7 separate regions of the Homo sapiens genome follow, and regions 1, 2, 3, 5, 6 and 7 are each linked to region 4. The links are chromatin contacts, found by Hi-C or POLR2A ChIA-PET in ENCODE. All regions are on one chromosome and are shown on one strand. Each heading gives the region's core, a stretch centred on a gene start or an enhancer-like site at or near the end of the contact. The rest is flanking DNA. Distances are from core to core; before and after follow the strand shown.

The links. Hi-C counts contacts between places; a loop is a spot of excess contacts on that map. ChIA-PET counts read pairs that join two places held with the same protein, here RNA polymerase II (POLR2A). Pooled maps may share reads with other maps.
Region 1: a map of CD8-positive, alpha-beta T cell shows a loop between it and region 4 (4-fold over the local background). The contact joins the promoter of THOP1 here to the promoter of FZR1 in region 4. A Hi-C loop is called at or near these places in 2 of 168 maps with a recorded cell type or tissue (CD8-positive, alpha-beta T cell and naive thymus-derived CD4-positive, alpha-beta T cell), 5 of 37 single-sample maps with no recorded cell type and 17 of 50 pooled maps.
Region 2: a loop to region 4 is called in a map of ascending aorta, with 4 times the contacts of the local background. The contact joins the promoter of YJU2 here to the promoter of FZR1 in region 4. A Hi-C loop is called at or near these places in 1 of 168 maps with a recorded cell type or tissue (ascending aorta) and 15 of 50 pooled maps. POLR2A ChIA-PET finds 5 or more read pairs at or near these places in 4 of 52 experiments (GM10248, GM12878, activated CD4-positive, alpha-beta T cell and 1 more).
Region 3: a pooled map shows a loop between it and region 4 (9-fold over the local background). The contact joins the promoter of SIRT6 here to the promoter of FZR1 in region 4. A Hi-C loop is called at or near these places in 1 of 37 single-sample maps with no recorded cell type and 9 of 50 pooled maps. POLR2A ChIA-PET finds 5 or more read pairs at or near these places in 1 of 52 experiments (activated B cell).
Region 5: a pooled map shows a loop between it and region 4 (4-fold over the local background). The contact joins the enhancer-like site here to the promoter of FZR1 in region 4. A Hi-C loop is called at or near these places in 1 of 50 pooled maps. POLR2A ChIA-PET finds 5 or more read pairs at or near these places in 2 of 52 experiments (PC-9 and naive thymus-derived CD8-positive, alpha-beta T cell).
Region 6: a loop to region 4 is called in a map of B cell, with 6 times the contacts of the local background. The contact joins the promoter of HDGFL2 here to the promoter of FZR1 in region 4. A Hi-C loop is called at or near these places in 1 of 168 maps with a recorded cell type or tissue (B cell), 2 of 37 single-sample maps with no recorded cell type and 10 of 50 pooled maps. POLR2A ChIA-PET finds 5 or more read pairs at or near these places in 1 of 52 experiments (naive thymus-derived CD8-positive, alpha-beta T cell).
Region 7: a loop to region 4 is called in a pooled map, with 16 times the contacts of the local background. The contact joins the promoter of MPND here to the promoter of FZR1 in region 4. A Hi-C loop is called at or near these places in 2 of 37 single-sample maps with no recorded cell type and 9 of 50 pooled maps. POLR2A ChIA-PET finds 5 or more read pairs at or near these places in 1 of 52 experiments (activated naive CD4-positive, alpha-beta T cell).

The regions. Positions count from the first base shown.
Region 1 is chr19:2,783,187-2,786,752 of GRCh38, forward strand. THOP1 (thimet oligopeptidase 1) reads left to right here and starts at 2,317. Exons shown (of 13, transcript NM_003249.5): 1 at 2,317-2,492. The coding sequence starts at 2,477. SGTA (small glutamine rich tetratricopeptide repeat co-chaperone alpha) reads right to left here and starts at 87. Exons shown (of 12, transcript NM_003021.4): 1 at 47-87. RefSeq lists silencers at 9-58, 2,004-2,113, 2,144-2,603 and an enhancer at 449-518.
Region 2 is chr19:4,245,666-4,249,412 of GRCh38, forward strand. YJU2 (YJU2 splicing factor homolog) reads left to right here and starts at 1,415. Exons shown (of 8, transcript NM_018074.6): 1 at 1,415-1,505; 2 at 3,563-3,663. The coding sequence starts at 1,482. RefSeq lists enhancers at 475-1,246, 1,005-1,144, 1,485-1,574.
Region 3 is chr19:4,181,313-4,184,982 of GRCh38, forward strand. It overlaps SIRT6 (sirtuin 6), which reads right to left and starts at 1,251. Exons shown (of 8, transcript NM_016539.4): 1 at 1,162-1,251. The coding sequence starts at 1,227. It overlaps ANKRD24 (ankyrin repeat domain 24), which reads left to right and starts at 1,377. Exons shown (of 22, transcript NM_001393985.1): 1 at 1,377-1,428. RefSeq lists enhancers at 1,225-1,314, 1,385-1,434.
Region 4 is chr19:3,504,262-3,507,877 of GRCh38, forward strand. It overlaps FZR1 (fizzy and cell division cycle 20 related 1), which reads left to right and starts at 2,050. Exons shown (of 14, transcript NM_016263.4): 1 at 2,050-2,213. RefSeq lists enhancers at 1,425-1,474, 1,525-1,784, 2,595-2,804 and a silencer at 2,105-2,254.
Region 5 is chr19:2,550,505-2,554,365 of GRCh38, forward strand. All of the region lies in intron 3 of GNG7 (G protein subunit gamma 7), which reads right to left. Among named protein-coding and RNA genes, the nearest start is that of GADD45B, 76 kb to the left of the region's middle. Within about 2 kb of position 2,532, at least 12 of the 41 ENCODE cell types and tissues checked have a DNase peak (open chromatin) inside an H3K27ac peak, as active enhancers do.
Region 6 is chr19:4,470,751-4,474,925 of GRCh38, forward strand. HDGFL2 (HDGF like 2) reads left to right here and starts at 1,547. Exons shown (of 16, transcript NM_001001520.3): 1 at 1,547-1,672. The coding sequence starts at 1,601. RefSeq lists enhancers at 193-362, 623-972, 3,462-4,175, 3,764-3,903 and silencers at 1,473-1,652, 1,683-1,742.
Region 7 is chr19:4,342,212-4,346,397 of GRCh38, forward strand. MPND (MPN domain containing) reads left to right here and starts at 1,351. Exons shown (of 13, transcript NM_001300862.2): 1 at 1,351-1,389; 2 at 1,497-1,783; 3 at 3,534-3,770. The coding sequence starts at 1,383. RefSeq lists enhancers at 263-382, 403-1,134 and a silencer at 1,203-1,492.

The DNA of each region.
Region 1 (3,566 bases), core at 1,067-3,566, 720 kb before region 4:
CGCAGACCCCAGACCCACCAGGCTCAGCGCAGTGCCCCTCACTCACCTCTCAGGCGACCGATCCCCGACCCACCGACGGTTGCGCTTGCGCACCGCGGTGCCGCCCGGCCCCGGCCCCAGGGCGCGACGCCTGCGCAAAAGAAAGGCGCCCGGAGTTGCTTCCCTTCTGCACAGGCGCGTTAATGATGGAGGCGGGCGTGGAAGGAAGTGACGCAACGTAGAGGCGGGAACCAGCTGGTTGTTAGGGCAACTGACCTCTGCGACCTAATGGAGGCCGGAAATCGGGTCTGGTTTGCCCTCTAGAGCGGGAATGAAGCGGTGCACGGTGGAACAGTGGCTGACTCCAGCCGGTCGCCGAGCTGACCACGTGGTGCTGGGCCGGCCACGTGGTGCAGCCGCGTTTGGACACCTGGACTCCAGAGCGTCACAGCTGCGCAATGAATGGGAGTCAGTGTTACCCGCTTACTATCTTTGTTCATTTATTCACCCACCCATCTACTCACCCACAAATGCATTCTTTCATGCAGTGTGAGACGTTTGTGAGTATAGAGCCATTTGTAGACAGCAGGTGCCTAATATTCATTCAATATTTATTGCAAAGCAGCCATAAAAACCAGCAAAGTGTCTACTCTCATTATTTTGCATTGGGGTAGACGGACTATAAACTAATAAACTAGTACATAAATAGAGAAACAAATTTCACAGCAAACACTAAGAAAAAAAAAATGAAGGTAGTGTGATTGTCACTGGGAGCTAAGTCGCATGGGATGGGTAGGAAAGATCATCCTTTACATTTGGATTTCAAGGATAGGAAAGTCCAAACGGACCCCAGGCACAGGGAACAGCGAAAATGAACGCCGATGTAAAATTAATCTTGGTGTTGCTCAAGACATGTGATGAGACATTTCCAAGGACGACAGAAAACTGATCACCATCTAAGTTACAGTTGCCAGAAATGTTCTCCCAATTCATTTTCGTCCTACTCAAAATACATGCACGATTAATGGCGTGGATTATTTTAATTTCTTTTGCAGAAATAAAGGAGGTGAGGCCGGCCGTGGTGGCTCACGCCTGTAATCCCAGCACTTTGGGAGGCCAGGGGGCAGATCACTTGATGTCAGGAGTTCGAGACCAGCCTGGCCAACACGGTGAAACCCTGTATCTACTAAAAATGCAAAAATTAGCCGGGCGTGGTGCGGGCATTTGTAGTCCCAGCTACTCGGGACGCTGAGACAGGAGAATCGCTTGAACCCGAGAGGCAGAGGTTGCAGCGAGCCGAGATCGCGCCATTGCACTCCAGCCTGGGCGACTGAGCGAGACTCCCTCCAGCCCCTCCAAAGCAAAAGAAAACAAAACAAAAACAAAAAAAGGGAAGAAAGGAGGTCGGTTGTTTTGGTTTTTGCCAGTTTAATTGTAGTACATTGTTTTTTCTGGGTGCCCTAACAGTTCAAGACAGATGGTTCAAGATGTTTTTTGTTTTAACCCACAACACTGCATGTAGGTCAGGCTACTGCACTGTTCCACAACACCTGTTATTTGACATGAATCCGTTTACTTGCTTTTGTTTCTGACAAAAAAAAAAAAAAAAAAAAAAACTTGGCCCGGCGCGGTGGCTCACACCTGTAATCCCAGCACTTTGGGAGGCCGAGGCGGGCGGATCACGAGGTCAAGAGATCAAGACCATCCTGGCCAACATGGTGAAACCCCCTCTTTACTAAAAATACAAAAATTAGCCGGGGTGGGGGCTGGCGCCTGTAGTCCCAGCTCCTGGAAAGGCTGAGGCAGGAAAATTACTTGAACCAGGGAGGCGGAGGTTGCAGTGAGCCGAGATTGCTGCTACTGCACTCCAGCCTGGGCGACAGAGCGAGACTCCGTCTCAAAAACAACCAAAGCACCAAAACTTCTGGTTAATTTAATTGATTCGTCGGATTCAGATGCTGGAAAGTGGGCCTGGGATATACAGTAAGCGATCAATAATAACACTGGCCCAACACACAGCTATAAGAAGCGAGGCAAGTACACATTAACGCGGTAGCCTGAAGCCCAAGCGAAGTCTCAGCGCAATGAGCCGCGCAGAGGCTCAGAGGCGTCAGCGGCGTGCGCGGTTTCCAAGGAAACCGTCCGTCCTAGCCACCCCAGCGGCTCTGGAATGGTAGAGCAAGAGGCTCCGCCCACGCACCGCCGAGACCAATAACGGACCGGGAGGGTTACGGCGAGTGCGCAGAGGGCTCCAGCGCACTCCCGGCCCTCCTCCTTTAGCTGTGGGCGGGGCTCAGGGGCGCGTGCGTCCTGCCCTCCCTGTGCGCGCGCCGCCCCAGCATGCCCCGGGAGCGCGGGCGGCGGGCCCCTTGGTCCTCAGGCGGCCGTGGCGGCGGTGGCGGCGGTTGGGCCGAGGCAGGCGGCCTCAGTGGCCGAGGTGGCTGGACGCGTAGCAGGTGGAAGGAGGGAGGGAGCCGCAGGCGCAGACCCACCCGCCATGAAGCCCCCCGCAGGTACCGACTACCCCGCTCGCCGGACCCGGGCGTCCCCTGCACCCTCGCTCCTCCCGGGGTCGCGACTTGGGCCTAAGGCTGGAGCGAAGCGACCCCCGAGCCACCCTCGGCCGGGCTGGAGGGGCAGCGGGGGAGGTGGACGACCCTGCTCTCTCGTTTGCCGAATGAATGAACCAGCTTTTCCAGCGCTTCATTCATTCTGCAAAGTTGATGGCGCTTCCCTTCCGGATGGGTCGGGCCCCGTGGCGGACCCTGGGGAGGCCGTGATTTAACGACTCCAGTCCCGTTTTCCTGGAATTCTAGAGCCACAGACAGACATTCAAAAATTAAATAAGAGAGGATCGAAGATAGGGAGGGATCGGTGCTCTGGTGCAGATAAACACGAACGGGGCAGTCCCAGGGACACGTTTTTAGAGAGAGGGTGGTTCCTGGGGGGCTTTTCTGAAGAGGTGAGCGTCGACTTGCTTGATTGGGAGAAGCAAGTGTCCTGCCAAGACCGGGGAAGGAGGCGTCCCGGGAGGAGGGAACGTGTTTGGAGAGCAGAAAGTCAGTTTGGCTGGAACGTAACGAGGGGACCTTTTAATTTTGTTATTTATTTACTTTGTCTCCCAAGCGGGAGTGCAGTGGTGCGATCACGACTCCCTGCAGCCTCGAACTCTTGGACTCAGTCAATCCTCCCGCCTCAGCCACCTGAGTAACTGGGACTACAGGCCTGCACCACCACACTTGGCTAATTTTTTGTAGAAACGAGGTTTCGCCATGTTGCCCAGGCTGGTCTTGAAGTCCTGGGTTCAAGCAATCCACCTGCCTCGGCCTCCCAAAGTGCTGGGATTACAGACATGAGCCACTGTACCCAGCCAAGACCCTTTTAATTTAGAGGCAAAGGGGCGATGTGACCTGTGTACTGTTTATTTATTTATTTGTTGGTTTATTTTTTGAGACAGTCTGTGTCTCCCAGGCTGGGGTGTAGTGGTGCAATCTCTGCTCACACAGGCTCACCGCAACCTCCGCCTCCCGGGTTCAAGCTATGCTGCTTCAGCCTCCCAAGCAGCTGGGATTTCAGGCGCCCACCAC
Region 2 (3,747 bases), core at 165-2,664, 740 kb after region 4:
GAGCCACCGCGCCTGGCGACTATAACGATCTTAAAAGCATACATTGCTATGCAATATCAGGACATCTGGACCTTCCATTGTTGTAGTAGTGTGTCCTCCTAGGCATTTGTAAGACGTTTTCTCAATTGTAAACATCTTATGACCCTGGCTCGTGACTGGCAGCGAATGTGCCTTGTTAATTTTAAGATGGAGTTGATTTTTGGCCAGGTGCAGTGGCTCATGCCTGTAATCCCAGCACTTTGGGAGGCAGAGGCGAGCAGATCACCTGAGGTCAGGAGTTCGAGACCTGCCTGGCCAAAATGGTGAAACCCCATCTCTACTAAAACTACAAAAATTAGGCAGGTGTGGTGGTGCGTGCCTGTAATCCCAGCTACTCGGGAGGTTGAGACAGGAGAATCACTTGAATCCTGAGGTGGAGGTTGCAGTGAGCCAAGATCGCACCACTGGAGGCAGAGGTTGCAGTGAGCCAAGATCGCACCACTGCCCGTCAGCCTGGGCAACAGAGCAAGACTCCTCAAAAGATAAATAAATAAACAAACAATTGCCACAGCAACATCAAGAAGTTACCCTATATGGTCTAAAAAAGGGAGGTATGAATAATCCACCCCTTGTTTAGCATATCATCAATAAATCACCATAAACATGGGCAACCACCAGCCCTTGGGGCTGCTTTGTCTGTGAAGTAGCCATTCTTTTATTCATCTACTTTCTAAATAAACTTGTTTTTGCTTTGCACTGTGGACTCGCCCTGAATTCCTTCTTGCACGAGATCCAAGAACCCTCTCCTGGGGTCTGGATCCGGACCCCTTTCCTGGAACAATCTGACACAGAGGAAACGTCCATGAAAGGTGGGGAGGAGGCTGGGGAAGGAGGCTGGGGAAGGAATGGGATGGGAAGTCCTCGTTAAGGGGAAGGCACAGGTGGGCAATGGAGGGACATTTGGGAGACACTGCGTATGTTTAGGAAGTTGGTTTGGAGCCTGATCTTTAAGTCAATGTCTGTGACTCAAGAGTCGTCCAGGGTCCTCTTAAGTCACCCTATGTGTGGCCCCAACCCCATGTGAGAGTTGCGGGCCCAGGAACGATGTGTGGATTCCCAGAGCCCAGAATACAAGGCAGGCGCATAATACATATTTGCTGAATAAAAGAATGAAGAACAAGAGGTCACGTTACAAAATTTTAACGAGCCGCTGCCCGCTTCTAGGGGGCGCAGCGCACTATACAAAATTCTCCAATTCCACATGGCTCCCGGAATCCTTATTTCGCGCTACTCAGGTTGCAACTCCGGAGGGAAGACGCTGGGACTTCCAGCTTGATAGGCGGGGATTGGAACCAATGAAAGAGGTCTGCTGTGTATGCTGCAGCCAATAATAGCGGCCGAAGGAAGTGACGTTTGCGGAAGTAAGGCTTCCGTCGGAAAAGCTCGATAATTACCCAGCCTAACCATTTCTCAGGTGCTTGCGAGGTGATCAGAAGGCAAAGATGTCGGAGCGAAAAGTATTAAACGTAAGTGTTGGGCGACTGGGGCTTTTCAATCGGAGCAGGACATCCCGGAACTCCGGGAGAGGGAGGAGCTTCCTGAGATCTCTTCTTTGGAACCCTTCTTTCCCAGCGGCCTTCCGCGAGATGGGGCTTCCCAGACTCCTCCCTAGACTCCTCCCCATCGCCTTCCGTCGGGGGGGTGGGCCTTCGCTAAGTCTCCCTTCTGGGCTGGGGTGTAGTTAGTCACCTGCGGGGCGTGGCTTGGGCTTTTACCCAATCACCACCAGATAGGGTTTTTTTTCTGGGGGCGGGGCTTCCTTAAATGCTGGCGGCCGTGTTTTGCCCTCTTCTTGAGGGGCGTGGCTCTGAGAAGCCCCGCCCCACTTGGGGACTGTAACCAATCGTGTACTTTGGGTGGGGTGGGGTGGGGTGGCGCGTGTGTGTGTGTGTGTGTGTGTGTGTGTGTGTGTGTGTGTGTGTGTGTGTGTGTGTGTGTGTGTGTGTGTGTGTGTGTGTGTGTGTGTGTGTGTGTGTGTGTGTGTGTGTGTGTGTTTTGTTTTTTTTACTGGGGTCTGGTCATGCAGATAACCTCTGCCTTACAGTGGCCAAGATTTTACTGGGGTCTGGTCATGCAGATAACCTCTGCCTGACAGTGGCCAAGATTCCAGACTCCCAGAAGAAAAGCAGAGGTTCAGTATAAACTATACTGTTGGCACACTTCTGTTTTTTGGTTTTTTGAGATGGAGTTTTGCGCTTGCTTCCCAGGCTGGAGTGCAGTGGCACGTTCTTGGCTCACTGCAGCTTCTGCCTCCTGGGTTCAAGCGATTCTCCTGCCTCAGCCTCCTGAGTAGCTGGGACTGCAGGCGCCCGCCACCATGCCTGGTTAATTTTTTTTGTATTTTAGTAGAGATGAGATTTCACCATGTTGCCCAGGGTGGTTTTGAACTCTTGATCTCAGGCATTCCACCCACCTCATACTCCCAAAGTGCTGGAATTACAGGCGTGAGCCACCGCGCCCGGCCCCACGCAGGTCTTTCTAGGAGAGCAGTCTCAGGCTTGCTGTAGGAACTCCTGGGAAACAGGAGCCCTGGGATACAAAGGGAGTGTGAGTATGGATTATGACAGATACCTCCACTGCACCACTGGAAAATAAAGCACTTTGTGTTTGGAGCACCTACTGGGTGCCAGACACTGCAAAGAGCACTTTATCCCCCTTGCCTCAAGGAATGCGTGCAAAGACTCTTGGAGACAGAGGACAGTGTGCGCATTTCACAGAGGAGTAAACTGAGCCCTGCAGGTTTCAGCTCCTCAGGATTCAGATCCAGGGAGATGACTCTGTAGGAAACGGATGTAGTATCGTGATTGGGAGGCTGAGCTAACAGAGTCCTGGTTTACCCTCTACAGAATTGCTGGGGAGTTGGGACTCCTCGGGGAACTCGGTCTCCTGCCTGAACAACAGAAGTGCTAAGCAAAGCTTAACCTCTACAAAGGGCAGGGCATGATGGCTCACGTGTGTAATACCAGCTCTTTGGGAGGCCAAGGCAGGTGGATCACCTGAGGTCAGGAGTTCGAGACTAGCCTGGCCAACATGGTGAAACCCCATCTCTACTAAAAATACAAAAATTAGCGGGGAGTGGTGGTGGGCGCCTGTAATCCCAGCTACTGTAGAGGCTGAGGCAGGAGAATCGCTTGAACCCAGGAGGCGGAGGTTGCAGTGAGCCAAGATCGCGCCACTGGACTCCAGCCTGGGCAACAAGAGCAAAACTCCGTCTCAGAACAAAAACAAAAACAAACCCTGGCTTTTTAGAGCTTCCCGTGTAGACAGCATTTCATGTGTATTGTCATGACTGGTATTTAGGAGAATTAAATGCGTCCTGTATAACTCCACTAGGAGAGAGTCAGGAAGCTTGTGCCTGGCCTCCCTCTGACTGTACTGAGTCCTGCGAGTCCTCCCTGCCTGTCGCGGAACCTGGGGTGGGCTTGGGGACCCCCGACACAGCTCCCCAGAGCCCCTTCCCTCTGCCATGTCCTGCCCCTGCTTCTGAAAATAACTCCCCCAACGTTTCCTTCCTCCCCTGCAGAAATACTACCCGCCGGACTTTGACCCATCAAAGATCCCCAAACTCAAGCTCCCCAAAGACCGGCAGTACGTGGTGCGGCTGATGGCCCCCTTCAACATGAGGTGAGCACCCCCTGCGTGACCCCACACACCAGTCATGGCTGAAGGACGCAGTGCCTGGCATCCACAGAGGTGACTCGTCCGGTG
Region 3 (3,670 bases), core at 1-2,500, 680 kb after region 4:
GGCTTAGATGTCACTTCAGTGACAGTGATGCCTCCCTTGGCCAACTGGTTTCCATGCAACCCCTAGTCAGTCTCCCTTACTAGAAGGAGGGGTTTTTAATCTGTGTTGCTCCTGGCTGTGGCCTTAGTACCTAGAAAGTGCCTGAGCTACAGTAAGTGCTCTATAAATGTTGGTGGAATAAAGTGACTAACAGGCCGGGTATGGTGGCTCACGCCTATAATCCCAGCACTTTGGGAAGCCAAGGTGGGTGGATCACTTGAGATCAAGAGTTCAAGAGCAGACTGGCCAACATGGTGAAACCCCGCCTCTACTAAAAATACAAAAATTAGCCAGGCGTGGTGGCAGGTGCCTGTAGTCTCATCTACTCTACTCAGGAGGCTGAGGCAGGAGAATCGCTTGAACCTAGGAGGCGGAGGTTGCAGTGAGCCGAGATCGCGCCACTGCACTCCAGCCTGGGCGACAGAGAAACTCCATCTCAAAAATATAATAATAATAATAATAAAGTGACTAACAGCAGCAGTGAAGAGTGGGGCTTCTGGACGGGCGCACACCATCAGCGCTCATTAAATGCATGAGTCAGAATGCATGGGCCAGCCTTATGGAATGGGGCCATCTTCACCTCGTTTGCAGAAAGTTTGGAGATGGAGACCCAAAAGGGAAGTGACTTCCCCAAAGTCCCACAGTGCGTGGAGGGGGCAGCCGATCCCTCCACTTCCCCTCTGAGTGGCTGGAGGGATCTTTCTGGCACATTCTGTCCAGTCCCCTCGCCAGGGCAAAACCCTTCCCCATCACCCTCAGGATAAAGTGCCAACTCCCCAGCCTGGCATTTGAGCCCCGTCCTGGCCCGGCTCTGGAAACCTCCCAGGCCTAATCGTTCTCCAGGTGTGTTTATTCCCACCTCCCTTTGCGCCTGTCGTCCCCTCTTCCTGGAACTACATCCCCTCTCTCCCCGATCAGCCCCGACAGGGTGACCACAGAGTTGGGCGTGTTGGCGTCCCCCGGCGCGCAGGGGCGTCACTTCCCGCCCCTTCCTCACTGGGAAGTCCCTCCCATTGTCTAGCCTCAGTGCCCCCTGATATTCCCACAATGCCCCCCTGCCATCCGGCCGCTCCCAGCCCGCGGCCCTGGGGCGCGATGCTCGGGACCCTCAGACGCGCTCACCTCCGGGAGGCCGCACTTGCCCTTGTCCGCGTACGGCGACAGCCCCGCCGCGTAATTCACCGACATCCTCGACTGCCCCACGGGAACAATAAAGTTTCCCTTGTTGAGGCCGCTTCCGCCGGAAGCGGGGCGGGGCGGGGAAGAAGGAGGAACCGCGTTCCAGTCCTGCGCACCCGGCCTCCCACGGCAAGGCGCATGCGCCTCTTGCTGACGCCGCAGGCGACATGTTATCTGCTGTCAGAAGGAAGCCTGCCTCTTTGCATGCAGGTGTTTGCGGGGCTTGGGAAGGGGCTCCCCGATGACCCGGGCGGGAAATTGGGGCGGCCGCCTACGTGAGAGTTCTCCAGTCACCTCTAAAATGCGGGACACAGGCTATCCATGTCCCCACAACCCCTTTTACGGATTAGTAAATTCCGTAAGGACAGAGCCGGACAGCAGGGACCCCAGCCTAAGGGTTTTGAATGCCACGCAGAGTTACCTGAATATCTCATTTGTGTGTGTGTGTGTGTGTGTGTGTGTGTGTGTGACGGAGCCTCGCTCTGTTGCCCAGGCTGGAGTGCAGTGGCGCAATCTCGGTTCACTGCAACCTCCGCCTCTTGGGTTCAAGCGATTCTCCTGCCTCAGCCTCCCTAGTAGCTGGGATTACAGGCGCCCGCCACCACACCCAGCAAATTTTTGTATTTTTTAGTAGAGACGGGGTTTCTCCATGTTGGTCAGGCTGGTCCCGAACTCCTGACCTCAGGTGATCTGACCGCCTCGGCCTCCCAAAGTGCTGGGATTACAGGCGTGAGCCACTGCGTCCGGCCAAGTTATCTGAGTATCATCCAACTGGAGGTTCTGCATTCTGCAGGACAGGTCCTGCTCAAGGTCAATGGGGCTGGTGGCCTGGAGGACTCATTTAAGAATCATGTGTTGAGTACCTACTTTGTACTGGGCACACTGGAGAGCAAAGGTGGTACCATCTATGCCCTGGTGGCTGCGGGTGGACACAAACATGTGACCAGGTAATGGTGACATGGTGTGGTTGGGGTGCAATGGGTGATGCAGAGGGCACAGGGCAGTGAGGGGGCTCACAGGAGGCACCTGACCCAGGCTGGGGGCATCCGGGAGGGCTTCCTGGAGGAGGGGATGTTGCAGCAAAGATCTAAAAAGTGAGTGAGCCGGGCGCAGTGGCTCACACCTGTAATCCCAGCACTTTGGGAGGCCAAGGCAGGTGGATCACCTGAGATTGGGAGTTCGAGACCACCCTGACCAACATGGAGAAACCCCGTCTCTACTAAAAATACAAAATTAGCTGGGTGTGGTGGCCTGTAATCGCAGCTGCTCGGGAGGCTGAGGCAGGAGAATTGCTTGAACCCAGGAGGCGGAGATTGCGGTGAGCCGGAGATCGCGCCATTGCACTCCAGCCTGGGCAACAAGCATGAAACTCCGTCTCAAAAATAAATAAATAAATAAATAAAGAGTGCATGAGTCAGGTAGAGCCGGTTGGGGTGACATGAAGTACAGAAAGAATGTTCCTGGTGGGGGGAACAGCAAGTGCAAAGGCTGAGAAAGAGGAAGAGCATGGCTCCTTCCAGAAACTGAAATCAGTCCAGTGATGATAGGGAAGATCGTGGGTGTCTTCCCGCCAGAGCCAGTTGGCCAACAGGCAGTCCGCTGCCAGCCTGTCTCCTCCCTCGGCTCATCCCCGGCCCCCTGGGGCGGCCGCCTGCTCAGAGCCGATCAGGTGTCAGAGTGGAGCGGCTGGAGCTGCTCGTGGCCCAGCTGGGAGTGGGTAACCGGAGCCGGCAGTGGGCACTGTGGCCGGGAGCTCGGGGCACTGGAGCTGCAGGAGGTAGGGGAGGAAGGAGGTGGGAGAGGCCCAGGACGGAGGATCCCCTTATGGCCCCAGGCCCCTGAGCCCTTGTATGTGGGAGAAAGAAGCCGTGCTGAGTCCTAGCCAGGCTGCGGAGCTACCCAGGTACCCTGACACACACATGCACTCGTTCACCCACGCACTTCCCACTTGCCGGCCTGTGCCCTGCCTAGCTTCCTCCAAGGCAGGTGCTCAACATCCCACCCGGCCATCAGGCCCTTCTTATTTACCATCACCTCTTCCAGCAAGCAGCTTCCTAAATTTAGCAGGCGTTTCTCCCTCCCCCAAGCCCACGGATTGTCTTCTCCCAAGCAGCCTGTGAACTCCTCTGTTGGGTGTCTTATTACCCCCTGCTTTGGGTGTGATTGAATCCTCCAGTCAGAGGTAGAAGAAAAAAGGGTAGGTAGTGAGTGAATGGGCACCGGTGGAGGGGTAGATGAATGGATGGGTGGGTGGATGGATGGGGGGCGAATAGGTGGATTGGTGGTTTGGTAGATGGGTGAATGGGTAGATGTATGGATGGATGGGTGGATGGATGAATGGGTGGGTGATTGGGCAAATGGATGGAGGGATGGATAAGTGGATGGATGGATGGATGGAAGGATCCATGGATGGACTGGTGGGTGGGTGGATGGATGCACTGGTGGGTGGGTG
Region 4 (3,616 bases), core at 800-3,299:
GGGATTATAGGCGCAAGCCACTGCGCCGGGCAAGAACTTTTTAAATAACAGCTGTATTGAGATATAGTTTACATACTGTACAATTCATCTGTGTAAAGTGATAATTCAGTGGTGTTTAGTATATTCAGAGTCGGGCAGCCATCATCACATAAATTTTTTTTTTTTTTTTCCGAGACGGAGTCTTGCTTTGACACCCAAGGTGGAGTGTGGTGGCATGATCTGGGCTCACTGCAACCTACACTTCCCGGGTTCAAGTGATTCCCCTGCTTCAGCCTCCCGAGTAGCTGGGACTACAGGTGCGCGCCAGCACACCCGGCTCATTTTTGTATTTTTAGTAGAGATGGGGTTTCACCAGATTGGCCAGGCTGATCTTGAACTCCTGACCTCAAGTGATCTGCCCGCCTCAGCCTCCCAAAGTGCTGGGATTACAGGTGTGAGCCACAGCTCACGGCCATCACATCAATTTTAGAACATATCCATCAACCCCCCAAAATAAAGTCCATTCCAGTCACTCCTGATCCCCCTCTCCCAGCCCTTGGCAACCACTAATCCACTTCCTGTCTCTATGGATTTGCTTATCTGGACATTTCGTATCAATGGAATCACTCACTATGTGGTCTTTTGTATCTGGCTTCTTTCACTGGGCATGATGCTTTCGAGGTTCATCCAATCTGTAGCCTGTGTCCGAGCCTCATTGCCTCATATTGCAAAACACCGTGTCATTGTATGAATGGAGCATTTTCCCTTCATCTGTGGATGTACATTTGGGTTGTGTGCACTTTGTGGATGTTATGAATAAAGCTGCTATGCACATAGGTGTGTGAGTTTTTGCGTGGATGTTACATGTTTGTTTCTCTTGGGTAGATACCTAGGAGTGTTACTGCTGTGTCATGTGGCAATTCTATGTTTAACCTTTTTTTTTTTTTTTTTTTTTTTGAGACTGAGTCTTGCCCTGTTGCCTAGGCTGGAGTACAATGGTGCGATCTTGGCTCACTGCAACCTTTGCCTCCCGGGTTCAAGCAATTCTCCTGCCTCAGTCTCCCCAGTAGCTGGGATTACAGGCGCCTGCCACGATGCTTGGCTAATTTTTCGTATTTTTAGTAGAGACGGGGTTTCACTATGTTGGCCAGGCTGGTCTCGAACTCCTGACCTCAGGTGATCCACCCACCTCCACCTCCCAAAGTGCTGTGATTACAGGCGTGAGCCACCGCGCCCGGCCCATAATTTTTTTAAAAACCTGTTTTTTGTTTTTTTTTTCAAGACGTAGTGTTGCTCTGTCACCCTGGCTGAAGTGCAGTGGCGCAATCTCGGCTCATTGCAACCTCTGCCTCCTGGGTTCAAGGGATTCTTCTGCCTCAACCTCCCGAGTAGCTGGGATTAACTCCGTACCTCAGGTGATCCGCCCGCCTCGGCCTCCCAAAGTGCCGGGATTACAGGCTTGAGCCACCGCACCTGGCCTAAAAACCTGTTTTGTTCCCTGCTGTCTCACTGGGGCCTGGAGGAGCAGCACTTAGGAGCGCAATGCAGGTTTGTTGAATAAATTAATGACTCTCAGCAGTGACGTTTGTACGTTCGGGACACGCACCTGGTGTTGGGTCCCATCTGCGCTCATTAGGCGCGACGTCAATGCCGCACTGAGGTGTGCCTGGCTTCGATCTACCCTAGGAAGGGTCTGCCCTGGGGCGCCCCATTCCGCGACTGTCCCCAGTGGGAACCACGCCCTCCATCTACCAGAGCCATTTCTGCAACGTCTAGCACCCCGCGGGTCCTCTTCCGGCCGCGGTTGCCCTGGGCAACGCGTGGAGCCGCGCTTCCTGTATTGATTTGAATCGCGGGAGACGTCACGTCCTCCCGAGATGCCCAACGCGCGCAGGCGCAGCCACTCGGAGTGGGCAGGGCCTGGCTGGGTGTTGGGCAGGGCCTGGCGGTGTGTGGGGTAGGCGGGGGGCGTGGCCGCGATTAGCCGCGCGCGGCGTGGGGGCGTGGTCGGGTTGCGGGGGTGCGCGCGGCCGGCCGGGCGCGCGCGGCGGAGGGAGGGAGCCGGGAGGCAGCGGAGGAGCGACCGCCGCCATATTAGGGACCGCGGAGCCCGGGATCCCGTCAGCGGCGGCCGCGGCCGGGCCTGCGGGAGCTGCGGAGGCCGGAGGCGGGCGCTGTGCGGTGCCAGGAGAGGCGGGGTCGGCGGGAGCCAGCGAGCCACGGGAGCGAGCCAGGTGAGGCGGCCGGGGTCGGGGACCCGCCCCCCGGGCCCTAGGCGGCGGAGCTTGACTGCGACCCCCCAAAACCGGGACGGCGGGGCGGGCTGCGACCCCCACCCCAGCTCAGGCCCCTCCAGGAGCCCCCAGTCCCCTCGAATGCCGCCTCCCAGGCCGAACTAGGCCCGGGTGACCTCAGCATCCGCGTCTCCCGAGTTAACACCCAAATCCCAGCGTCCCCCCCACGTCGGGGCCTGCCGTGACCCCCACCCCGAGCCACCTGTAAGTCGTGACCTCCCCGCAGCCGCCGTCAGCGTCCACCATTCTTTTTAAAATAGGCTGAGCCCTGCACCCCCAACCAGGGGACCCCACTGCGCACCCCTAGAACAGCAGACCCCGCCTCCTAACCCGGGTGATTTCTCCCTGGCCTGTCATCCCCGGGACTTCCCAGTTCAGACCCTCCCAGCTTGGGTCCTGCCCACACGAAGCCGCCCCCCATCGCTGAGCCTGTGGTGTGCGATGGCTCGCCCAGGCCGCAACCAGCCCCTCGCCCCAGTAAAATGCAGTCCCAGCCCGGGACACCCGGAAACCTGTGTCTGTGGTCACTGTTGTGTCCACCAGTCCCCGCAGGCACGGGTTGAGTGCATGGATGTCCCCGTCTCACCTCATCTCGCTGATTTCTGCTCCCCCACCCTCCCAGCGTGCCCCCTACCAGCCCCCATTCCCCCGAAATCCAGCTCTCCCACCAAAGCCTCAGACGAGCTATCCGTGCACAAGCCCCTCCCTCCTCCGAACTGAACCTCCGTCCTGCGTCCTGCCCCGTGTCTTCTCCAAACGCAAGCCTGGCCATCTCGGATCCCCAGAATATGGAGTGTGCCCCCCATTCAGAGCCGTTTTACCCCTACTCAAACCTGTGACACCCCCTCCCCCTCTTCCACCGTCCAGACCTGTCTCCACCCCACGTCCTGAGACCCCCGATATGCAGATGTTCAGCCTAAATCTGTTTTGTCTTTTCCCCTGTTTTCTCCACCCCAAACTCATCCTCTGGTTCAGGGCGTCTCTCTGGTTCCGATTCCCCCGCCCCGCCCCAGTCTACCGGGCGATGACCTCATGCCTCTCCGTGGTGAGGCCCCCACCCCAACCTATGTGCTTTGAAGGAGGGTGATTTACCTAAGGGAAAACCATCCACCAAGGACACACACCACCAGCATGAGGGCAGCCTGCGGGGACTTTGAAGTGAAGGCGGAGTGGTCTCTCTCGGGGTGGGGGTGGGGATAGAAGCTGACGGCATCACCTAGGTTTGGTCCCCGGAGTGGATGTGTCGGGGGCCGTCTGTCATGCGGAATTCCGCGTGGGCCTCCTCCTGTGTCAGGGGCCCGTGTGTTTTGGCGACACCCGATTGTCATTTCCTTCGGAATCCC
Region 5 (3,861 bases), core at 1,282-3,781, 950 kb before region 4:
GGCAGGAGCCACCGCTCCCGGCCACCTCTGCTCACCTCCTCACCAAGCCCCAGCTTCTGTGACTGTCCCCCAGGGAGAGTGACCATGGCCCTGCTGGGCTCTGAGGGGCTTGTGCAGATGAGCAGGTGGCCTACACAGCCTGAGGGACCACCAGCTGCTCTGTGGCAAGTCTCGTGACTCCAATCCCGCTCTGCCTCTGGCCAGCCCCCGGGCCTTGCCACATCTTTTGGTTGCCGAGCCTCAGTTTCCCCACCTATAAAATGGGGACAATGAGCCCTGCTCCCCAGGGATCCTAGGAGAACTAAAGGAATTGGAGCAGTGGACCTGGCCTGCAGGGGGCACGGGAGAGGTATCTGCTGAGTCGCTGAGTAGGGGGAGCTGAGGATCAGGGAGGCGTCAGTGGTGGGGATGGCCCGGCTGCTGGGAACAGGGCCAGGGGACTTAGCCAGGGCCCGACGAGAGCTGCCTGATGTCATTGCTGGAGCCTCTTGTCATCCCTCCCAGCAGATGCTGCAGCATAGGGACCTAATCCCCACGGCACGTGGCCACATGGCTGGCAGCTTGAGCTTGCGGCCTGGAGACACCTGAGCCTTGCCCAGGCAGCTCCGTGCCACCTGCCGTCCAGCCACGCTGCCATCAGCCAGCACTTGTGTGTCCCAGAGGACGGGGCTCAGGGCAGGCTCCAGGGACCTCACCCTGGCCGTTTGACCTCCAGCAAAGGAGGTCTGGTCTCCCGGTCAGAAAACAGGAGAGAGGGCAGGGACTTCTCCATGGAGAATATATTCATGGAGAAGGACGTAAAAGGATCCAGACCAGACACCACGGGCACATGCGACCCCTCGGCCATCGGCCAGGTTTTAAATCATCACTGTCTTCGTCGTCATCCTGAGTGTCATTTGTGTGGGGGCCGGGACTAGGGTGAGGCCATGCGGCACTCACCTTGGGGGCAAAATCTAGGGAACGCCAAAAAGCCCTGCCGTGCTGGTAAATTATATTTTCATACAATCTTTTATTATTTATATAAAAATATATTTATATGTATTTATTAATATATATTTATCTATTATCTATAATATATAAATATGCATTTATAAATATATAAACAAATATATATTTATAAATATATAAAAACACATATACATATTTATAAATAAAATATATATTTAAAAAATATATATATATACACACACATATTTTGAGACAGAGTCTCGCTCTGGCCCCCAGGCTGGAGTGCAACGGCACGATCTCAGCTCACTGCAACCTCTGCCTCCCGGGCTCAAGTGAGTTTTCTGCCTCAGCCTCCCAAGTAGCTGGGATTACAGGCATGCGTCACCACGCCCGGCTAATTTTTTTTATTTTCAGTAGAGATGGGGTTTTGCCATGTTGGCCAGTCTGGTCTCGAGCTTCTGACCTCAGGCGATCCACCCACCTTGACCTCCCAAAGTGCTGGGATTACAGGCGTGAGCCACGGCGCCTGACTGCTTGTGTGTTCACAGCTGCCCCCCAACGCTTGCATTCCCGCCTGAGCTCCGCCTCCTGTCCCATCAGCAGTGGCATCAGATTCTCATAGAAGCGTGAACCCAATTGTGAACTGTGCATGTAAGGGATCTTGGTTGCACGCTCCTTATGAGAATCTAATGCCTAATGGCCTCGACTGGCCAACATGATAAAACCCCATCTCTACTAAAAAATACAAAAAATCAGCCGGAAATTGCTTGAACCCAGGAGGCGGAGTTTGCAGTAAGCTAAGATCATGCCACTGCACTCCAGACTGGGCAACAGAGAGAGACTCTGTCTCAAAACAAGCAAACAGAAATAATCTAATGCCTGATGATCTGTCACTGTCTCCCATCACCTCCAGATGGGACCATCTAGTTTTTATTTGTTTGTTTGTTATTGAGACAGAGTCTCGCTCTGTTGCCGAGGCTGGAGTACAATGGTGCGATCTCGGCTCACTACAACCTCCGCCTCCCGGGTTCAAGCGATTCTCCTACCTCAGCCTCCCAAGTAGCTGGGACTACAGGTGCCCACCACCACGCCTGGCTAATTTTTGTATTTTTAGTAGAGATGAGGTTTCATCTTGTTGGTCAGGCTAGTCTCGAACTCCTGACCTCAAGTGATCCACCCGCCTCAGCCTCCCAAAATGCTGGGGTTATAGGCGTGAGCCACCACACCCAGCCCAGGGACCATCTAGTTGCAGGAAACAAGCTCCGGGCTCCCAGTGATCCCACATTATGGTGAGTTGTGGAATTATTTTATTATATATTACAATGTCATAATAACAGAAACAAAGTGCACAAAAAAAGTAATGCGTTTGAATCGTCCCCAAACCATCCTCCCGGCTCCACCCCCCCCACCTCCCCACTGTCTGTGGAAAAACTGTCTTCCACGAATCCACTCCCTGGGGCCAAAAAGGTTGAGGACTGCTGCCTTAAGGAACCAGAAAAGGAAGAACGAAGGCAGCCCCAAGCCAGCAGGAGGAAGGAAATTGTAAAGATCAGAGCAGCGATAAACGAGACAGAGATGAGAAAAACTGGCGAGTCGACGAAACCAAAAGTTGGTTCTTTGAAAAGAGCTAGGTGATTGACAAACCTCTAGCGGGGCTGACCAAAAGCAAAACCAAAAAAAAAAAAAAAAAGAGGAAATAAGATGCAGATAACTACACGCAGAAACGAAAGGAGGACATTACTACCAACTGTATGGAAATAAAAGGCATTATCAGAGAACACGGTAGCATTATGAACCAGTGTGTGACATCCAATTAGGTAATCTACACGAAATGGACAAATTCCTAGAAAAACGCGAATGAAACAGATCAGCGATGGTTTCAGGTTCAGCTCACATCTCTTAGATACTGACATGCCAGCATGGTGCTGAGCATATATATATATACATATATATATGTAATATACATTTTATATGCAATATATATGTTATATATTATATGCAATATATTATGTTATATATTATATACTATATATTATATTTTATATGTACATCTCATTACATATATGTACACATTACATGTAACATCACATTACATATATGTAATATCACATGTAATAAATCATATCACATACACGCACATATTACATGCAATATATCATACTACATACATGCACACGTTACATGTAATATGTTATATTACATACATGCACACGTTACATGTAATATGTTATATTACACACATGTGCACATTACATATAATATATTACATATATGTACATATTACATGCAATATATTACATATATGCACATATTGCATGTAATGTTATATCACACACATGTACGTATCATGTGTAATATATCACATACATGTACATATTATATGTAATATTGCATACATGTACATATTATATGTAACATTGCATACATGTACATATTCTATGTAATATTACATACATGTGCATATTGCATGTAATATATTGTATGTAATATATTATATGTAATATATATTACACATATGTATATATTATATGTAATATATATTACACATATGTATATATTATATGTATATATGTATACACAGTGGCGTGCACCTATAGTCCCAGCTACTCAGGAGGCTGAGGCAAAGGGATTGCTTGAACCCAGGAGTTCAAGATTGCAGTGAGCTATGATATAATAGTATATTATAGCAGTGAACTATAATATATTATATATAATATATAATATATATATTTTTTTCTTTTCTTTAGAGACCTGGTCTCACTCTGTTGCCCAGCGTGGAGTCCCATGGTGCAATCACAATCACAGCTCACAGTAGCCTCCACCTCCTGGGCTCAAGTGATCCTTCTGCCTCAGCCTCCCAAAATGCTAGGATGACAGGCACGTGCCACCACACTGGGTATATTTTTTAAGAGA
Region 6 (4,175 bases), core at 297-2,796, 970 kb after region 4:
GCGCTGTCGCCCAGGCTGGAGTGCAGTGGCACGATCTCGGCTCACTGCAAGCTCCGCCTCCCGGGGTCAGGCCATTCTCCTGCCTCAGCCTCCCTAGTAGCTGGGACTACAGGCGCCTGCCACCACGCCTAGCTATTTTTTTTGTATTTTTAGTCGAGACGGGGTTTCACTATGTTAGCCAGGATGGTCTCGATCTCCTGACCTCGTGATCCACCCACCTCGGCCTCCCAAAGTGCTGGGATTACAGGCGTGAGCCACCACGCCCTGCCGGAAGGTAGAGTTATAGCTTTTTTTTTTCTGCTCTGTCACCCAGTCTGGAGTGCAGTGGCGCGATCTCGGCTTACTGCAACCCCCCGCTCCTGGGTTCGAGTGATTCTCCTGCCTCAGCTTCCTGAGTAGCTGGTATAGGTGCGTGCCACCACGCCCAGCTAATTTTTGTATTTTTAGTAGAGACGGGGTTTCACCATGTTGGCCAGGCTTGGTCTCAAACTCCTGACCTCGTGATCCGCCCGCTTCGTCCTCTCAAAGTGCCGGGGTTACAGCCGTGAGCCATCGCGTCCGGCCGAGTTATAGCTTCTAATACTTCCTGTATTTCCTGTTGCCGGGCTCAGTCTAGAGCAGGGTCCTCACAATCATTATGGGCCCCATCTTCCAAGTGCAGAGAGCGAAGCCCAGGACAATCAAGTGACTCGGCCCCACGGTATTCAGTACATTTTTCTTGAATGAATGAATAGGTCTGTGTGGCGTTTTGGGGCCCTGGCATATAGTAGGTACTCAGTTAAGTTTTTAACTAAGTGAAGAAATAACTATTTTGTGCATTTTGTGGCTGTTTATACTAAGAGCTCCCCCGGAGCCTGCCCCTTCCTCTAAGTCCCGCCTCCTCGAGCTGGCAATCGCCCGTCCCTGTTTTATGTTGTATCGCTCTTCTTTCGATAGCCAATGGCCGACGTTCCCGCTGAAGCCCCGCCTCTTGTGATGGCCAATGCCTGCTCCCTACCTTGAGGCGCTTCTCTTGTGGTATCCAATGGCTTGCATATCTACTTTAAGCCTCTCCTCCTGAGCGGGAGAGGCTGTCAATGACCCGCCCATTGCGTTAAGTGATTGGCCTTCTTTTCTGCGGTATCCAATGTTCTGCCCTCCTTATATCCCCTTCTCTTGTGGAGGTCTATGTCCTGCCTCTTTCCCTTAAGCTCCACCCCTTCACTCCCTTAGAGCGTCTGTTCGTCTCCTCCCACCTTTCCCTTTCACCTCCCATAACCTCCCATTAGAGTCTCTGGGTTACGCCCCTTGGGTCTGTCCGTTATCCAATCCCGTTAACTGCTGTGCTCCAACCTCTGTTCTTATTGGTCGCCTCCCTTCTCTGTCCCCTGCACGTGGTCCTGATCGACGGCTTTGCCGGCCCGTGACGGCCGGAGGGCTGAACTTCCGTTGGCGCAACGCCCAATAAGCGCGCGTCGGCAGGCTGCCCAGACAGCCTCCCCCGCCCCCTCGGCGTCCCGCTCCCGCCCCCGGCTTCGCCTCCCGCTGCCGCCGCCGCCGCCGCCGCAGCCGCTACCGCCGCTGCAGCCGCTTTCCGCGGCCTGGGCCTCTCGCCGTCAGCATGCCACACGCCTTCAAGCCCGGGGACTTGGTGTTCGCTAAGATGAAGGGCTACCCTCACTGGCCTGCCAGGGTGAGGCCGCGCGGGAGATGGGGCCGGTGGGGGGGGGGGGGGGGGCAGCGGGGGCCCCGGGCCGGAGGCGGGCACTGGAGGGCCGGGGTTGTCCTGGGCCTGAAGGAGCTGCGCCCCGGGGGTCTGGGGTTCATGGGGTCTGGGGGTGTCCGAGACCCGCAGCGGCCCCGCCCTGGGGGTCTGGGGGTCCTGGGCCGCAGGGAGCTGCGCCCTAGGGGTCTGGGGTTGTCCGGGGCCTGCCGGAGCCGCGCCCCGGGGTCTAGGGATCCTGGGCCTCAGGGAGCCCCGCCCTCGGGGCCTGGGGGTCCTGGGCTGCAGGGAGCCGCGTTCTTGTGGTCTGGTGGTGTTCGGATCCTGCAGGACCCGCCGTCTGGGCCTGCAGGAGCCCCTCCCGGGGTCTGGGGGTCCTCGGCCTCAGGGAGCTGCGTCCTGGGGTTCTGGGGGTGTCCAAGCCCTGCAGGAGCCGCGCCCCGGGGTCTGGGGGCCCTGGGCCTCAGGGGGCCGCGCCTAGGGGTTCTGAGGGTGTCTGCGGCCTGAGAGACTCTCGCCCTTGGTGTATGAGGGTTTTGGGGCTCAGAGAGTCGCTCCCTGGGAGTCTGGGGGTATCCTGGGCCCGAGGGAGTCGCACCTTGGGGGTTTGGGGGTGTTTGGGGCCTGAAAGAGCCGCGCGCCGACGGTCTGGGGGTCCCGGGCCCGAGGAAGCGGTGCCCTGGGGGTCTGGGGCCTGATAAATTCTCACTCTGGGGGAATGGCGGTCCTGGACCTGAGGGAGCTGCGCCGTGGGGATCTGGGGGGTGTCCAGGGCCTGAAGGAGCTGCGGCGCCAATGGTCTGGGGGTCCTGGGCCTGAGGAAGCTGCGCTCTGGGGGTCTGGGGCTTCTGTGCCTGAGGGAGCTGCACCATGGGGATCTGGGGTTGCCCTGGCCCAGAGGGAGCCACGCCTCGTGTGTCTGGGGGTGTCCAGGGTGCCTCAGGGAGCCGTGCGCAGGGTGTCTGGGAGGGTCTGGGACCTGAGGGACCCTCACCTGAGGGCCTGGGGATCCCAGGCCTGAGGGCTCAAGGTTCAAGTTTGAGCAGAACTGCGGAACTTGAGATTTGGGGTCAGATATGGGGGCTGAAGCACTCCCTTGTGGGTCCTGGAGAAGCCCAGTTTTGAGGGGCTGGGGGGCCGAGGGCCATGTGCTAGGGGTCCAGGGTTGGAGGAGGCAGTCAGGGGGGAAGGTTGAGGGTCAAGGCTAAGGGAAGCTGGGACCTCTGAGTGAGGGGCTGGGGGTGGGGGAATGGGGCTCGGGGCTCTGTTCACGGGGTCACTGGGACTCGGGGAACTGGACCTTAGAATGAAGTTGGCATCGGGACTGTTGGGGGACCCTGGGGATTGGTCCCCTGTGGGGAGGAGGATGTAGAAGCTGGTTTTGGAGGGACTTGAGGGTGGGGTGGTCCAACCCCAATGCTTGAAATGGAGACAGGCCCGGGCCCAGGGAGTGGGAGCGCTTCTGAGGGAAGGGGGCTGGCCGAGGGGACCTTGGATGCCCCTTTGGTGGAAGCTGGGGTCCCGACGACCTGGATAGTCCCAGGTGTCCTGGCCTGAAGGATATTCCGCACCTTGGAGTCCCAGGTGTGGAGGGGGTGAGTTCCAGGCCCTGAGAGGTACAGGCCAGCGGGAAGCAGGGACCCCAGGCTATTGTCATCCCCAGGTCTTAGGGCTGAGTCTCCCAGGGCTGAGGTTGGTGGAATTTGCCGGGCAGGACTGAGGAATTTGGCACTGGGGGTGGAAGGCTGGGGCAGCAGGGAGGGGCTGTGGAGGGGGACACCAAACGGTGCTCTGGACCAGAACCAGCCCAGGTCCGAAGCTGGCAATGCCGCTGGGATGGGTGGGCCTCGGAGGACCGTGGGCGGGTCTTGGGAGAAGCGGGGCTGTGAGGCATGCCGGGCTGGTCCTCGGGTGGACTGAATTTAGGATGCTTCTGGCGGGAGAGGGATGCTGGGCCTGGCGGCCCATGGCCGAGCCCAGGGGCCAGGGACTCTGATAAAGTAGCTCTGAGGAGACCCAAGCGAGAAGGAAGCTGGGTGAGTGGGGCAGGGAAGATCGGGAGCCCCCTAGAAGCTGGAGACGTGGATGGGGAAGGAATGCATTGGGAGGGGAGAAGCCACTCCAGCCTGCTGTGCTCGCGCTGACTTTCTTGGGGGAGACCAGAGCAATGCAACTTTATAGGCACTTCCCTCCCTTTCCCAGCTCTCTTCTTCCCAGAGCACTCGCTTTTCTCTCCCCCGTCCCCCCTTCTCCAGCCTGCTCTCCTAGCCCCAAACGTTTCCAAGCACCTGATTGGAAGTGAAGGGGCTGTTAGTCTCCTGTGGGGAGGTGACTGACAGCTGCCGGAGCCCATGGGCCTGCAGGGAGAGGGTGGGACTTCCTGGATGCTCAGGGCCGTTTCTTGTAGCCCACCCCCCACCCTCTGCATCCTTGGAGCTGCCAGCTGCATCCTCTGGGGGACCGCCCGTGAGCC
Region 7 (4,186 bases), core at 101-2,600, 840 kb after region 4:
CAAGAGGCTGGAGGTGTGGCTCAGGGTTTTGGAAGGCAGGGGACGGAAAAAAAGCCAAAGAGAAAGTGCGTAAGGAGTTGGGGAAATAAACTGAGGCCGGTTTGGGCTATGCTGAGTCTGCAGGCCTTGGGGATGCCCGTTGTTGGCTGGACAGTCAGGGTGGGGCCCCTAAAGGGTGCCTGGGCTGGACAACAATAGTTCACATGTACCCAGCTCTTGCTCTATGTCAAGTCTTCTTCCTGAGAACATTCCCGAGCACCCTGGAGAGCCTCCCCCGCACCCCTACTGTCCAGTTCCCACTTCCCGACTGCGGTCTGGGCAAAGCCACCCGCACTTGAGCCCATCCCACGGCGTCCCGGAGCTTTAGGAAGTCCCCATCCCGGACTTTCAACCCTGCCAGGGACTGAGGGAAATCCCAGAGCCTGGGCTCCGGGACGAAGGTCCCAGGACAGGGTCGGGGATGTAGTTGCAGAAACAGGGTAGGGGACAAAGGCCGGGGCTGCACTGATCAGGCGCGCAACGAGCCCGGCCCTGCCTCCTGCTCCGCCCAAGGGTATGGAGGGCCGGACTCGGCTGGCCTTATACCCGGAGCTGATTGGCTGGTGAGTCCAGTCCCTGCCTCTGATGGTTTGCGCTCATAACTAAGGGTTTCTACTGATTGGTTTACATGGACGTCTGCCCATTGGTCAAATCCGAGTTGGTGTAATCAGATAGTTGACACGGATTGGTTGGTGCGGGAATCCAGTAGCTTGCTATCGATTGGTTGAGGGTGAAATAAATGGGACTCTTATCATTGGCTGGCGGGCTCCGCAACGGTCCAATCATGGAATCAGTCGAGGGCCGCCCGGGAGGGTGGGAGTTAATTCTTTAGCGACTGAGGCCGGCTTGGGCTCTTTGGCTCCACCTGTGTCTGCGCGAGGCTGTTCCCTATTGGAGTCCGCATTGTTCCCCTGGACCTGAGTTTCTCCCCTGGTCCTAAAGGCCGAGGCCTCTGAGTTCCTCAAGTGCGGTGACCGCAGGTCTCACCTTCTCCTCTCCTTGCAGCAGGCTGAGCCACTCGCGCACCCGCCCCAGGCTTCCACCTTGCAACCTCTATCCCTGGACAGCGAGGCCTCAGTTTCCCCATTCGCACCAATGAGCTCCCGGTCAACACCCCGTCACGCCTCAGTTTCCCGAATGTTCCCAGAGGGCTGAGTTCCCGATCTCTCTCCCGCGTGGGCATCCCCGAGGCCTCAGTTTCTCCGCCCACCCCAGCGCGCCGAGCCCTTCCCCCGACCCCGGCGACGGCCAATGGTTGGGGCGCCCCTCCCCTCCCCGGGGCGGGGCCGCGTGACGTGCCGGGAAGCCGGAGTCTAGAGCTCCGGGCGCGGGGAGGCGCGGCCATGGCAGGTACGGCGGGCCCAGCGGGGCGGAGGCGCGGGGCGCGGGGCTGCAGGGGCGCGGGGCTGCAGAGCCGTGGGGCGAGCGGCCTCCCTGCAGCCTCTCGCTGTCCGCAGCTCCGGAGCCGCTGTCCCCGGCGGGCGGTGCGGGCGAGGAGGCGCCGGAGGAGGACGAGGACGAAGCGGAGGCCGAGGACCCTGAGCGGCCGAATGCGGGAGCGGGCGGTGGACGCAGTGGCGGCGGCGGCAGTAGCGTCAGCGGAGGAGGCGGCGGCGGCGGGGCCGGGGCGGGGGGCTGCGGCGGGCCCGGGGGCGCGCTCACCAGGCGCGCGGTCACACTGCGGGTGCTCCTCAAAGACGCGCTGCTGGAGCCTGGCGCCGGGGTGCTGTCCATCTACTACCTGGTGAGCACCCCGCCTCCCTCGTCCCATCGCGGCTCGGGCAGGAAGGGGAAACTGAGGCCTGGAGTTCCCTTGCTGCAGGACAAGCTTCAGTGTAGGGAGGGGACACTGAGGCCCGGAGCTCCCTTGCTGAGAGACGAGCCCCGGTGTGGCGAGGGGAAACTGAGGCCCGGGGCTCCGTTGACTGCAGGAAGAGCTCCAGTGTGAGGAGGGGAAACTGAGGCTCGGAGCTCTCTTGGCTGCAGGAAGAGCCCCGACATGAAGAGGGGAGACTGAGGCCCGGAGCTCCCTTGGCGGCAGGAAGAGCCCCGGTGTGAGGAAGGGAGACTGAGGCCTGGAGAGCTCCCTTGCTTTAGGACAAGCCCCAGTGTGGGGAGGGGAAACTGAGGCCCAGAGCTCCTTTCCTGCAGGAGGAGCTCCCGTGGAGGGGACACTGAGGCCCGGAGCTCTTTTTACGGGACAAGCCCCATGTGGAGAGAGGAATCTGAGGCACAGATGGGTCCTTCTGGTGGGGAGGACGTAGATTACCAAACACCCCATCCCACAAAGGAGAAGCTGAGGCTCAGAGAGGAGCCACCACCCGCGCAGGGTCAGATGGGCAACACCCCGGCCTTCCTGTGGTTTCCCAGCCGTGAAATGGAATATTTCCCCACCATGGGAAAATTAGGGGATGGTTAAATGAATAAAGCCCTCAGCAGGCGCCTGCCACATGGTAAGCACTTTATCTGTGGTAGGTATTAGTACTTTTTTTTTTTTTTTTTTTTTGAGACAGAGTCTCGCTTTTTTGCCCAGGCTGGAATGCAGTTGCTCGATCTCGGCTCACTGCAACCTCTGCCTCCCGGTTCAAGCGATTTTCTGCCTCAGCCTCCCGAGTAGCTGGGACTACAGGTATGCGCCACCACGCCTGGCTAATTTTTTTTTTTTGCAGTTTTAGTAGAGACGGGGTTTCACTATATTGGCCAGGCTGGTCTTGAACTCCTGACCTCGTGGTCCGCCTGCCTCAGCTCCCAAAGTGCTGGGATTATAGGCGTGAGCCACCATGCCCGGCCTTTTTTTTTTTTTTTTTTTTTTTTTGAGACAGAGTCTCGCGCTGTTGCCCAGGCTGGAATGCAGTAGCATGATCTCGGCTCACTGCAACCTCTGCCTCCCGGTTCAAGCAATTCTCCTGCCTTAGCCTCTTGAGTAGCTGGGATTACAGGCACCCGCCACCACGCCTGGCTAATTTTTATATTTTTAGTAGAGATGGGGTTTCACCATGTTGGCCAGGCTGGTCTCAAACTCCTGACCTCAGGTGATCCGCCCGCCTCAGCCTCCCAAAGTGCTGGGATTACAGGCGTGAACCACTGCACCCAGCCCTGTATTATTACTATTACTGTTGTCATTATTGTTTGATTTGTGAATGGTAGCACATTATTCCCCTTCTGAATGGGAGTTTCTGAATGGAGCAACTGCTGAGTGTTGCATCCTGGAGACACAGCAGTGATCAAGACAGACAGACCCTATCCCCGATCTTAGGGGTTTCTTGGTCATGGTGGGCGGGGTGCAGATATCTGCCAGGCAGCTTGGTGCAGGCTGATCAGGTTTGTGGGTGTGGACTCCCAGGCACTGAGGAGGCCCTGCAGCCGGCCTGAGAGGTGTTCCTGGAAGCCCTGTAAAGACATGCCTGAGGGAGCGTAGGTCTGGGGAGGACCCCCCGGGAGAGAGGGCATGGTGGGTGTTGGTCCTGGGCCCAGCCAGCTGACTGTCACTGCAGGGGAAGAAGTTCCTGGGCGACCTGCAGCCAGACGGAAGGATCATGTGGCAGGAGACCGGGCAGACCTTCAACTCACCCAGCGCCTGGGCCACCCACTGCAAGAAGCTGGTGAACCCTGCCAAGAAGTCGGGCTGTGGCTGGGCCTCTGTCAAGTACAAAGGCCAGAAACTGGACAAGTACAAGGCCACCTGGCTCCGGCTGCACCAGCTGCACACGCCTGCCACGGCTGCTGATGAGGTACGTGCTGCAGCCTCCTCCAGGAAGCCGCCCAGGTCACTGTGGAATGAGGGGTGCCCAGCCTGGCACAGCTCTCTCCGGAGGAGGTATTAGTAATATATACAAACACGGATGGAGCCCTTACCACGTGACATGCCTCCTCCATCCCTCCAGGGCTGGGGCGGAGAGAGGGGACATGGGAGCTTGGGCTTTGAGGGATGAGCAGGAGTTTGTCAGAGCAAGTTGAAGGGAAGAGCTTTCTAGAAGGATGGAATGGCATACGCAAAGTCATGTAGACAAGAAGAAAGACCTGCTGGTGTCATGGGTGGCTGAGGGGGCTGGAAATGATGGCAGGGACCAGAGGGGCACTGGGGGAACTTCAAATGCTATGATAATAGATGTTCCCTGAGTGTTCACCAGCCGGGTGAACTTGACCA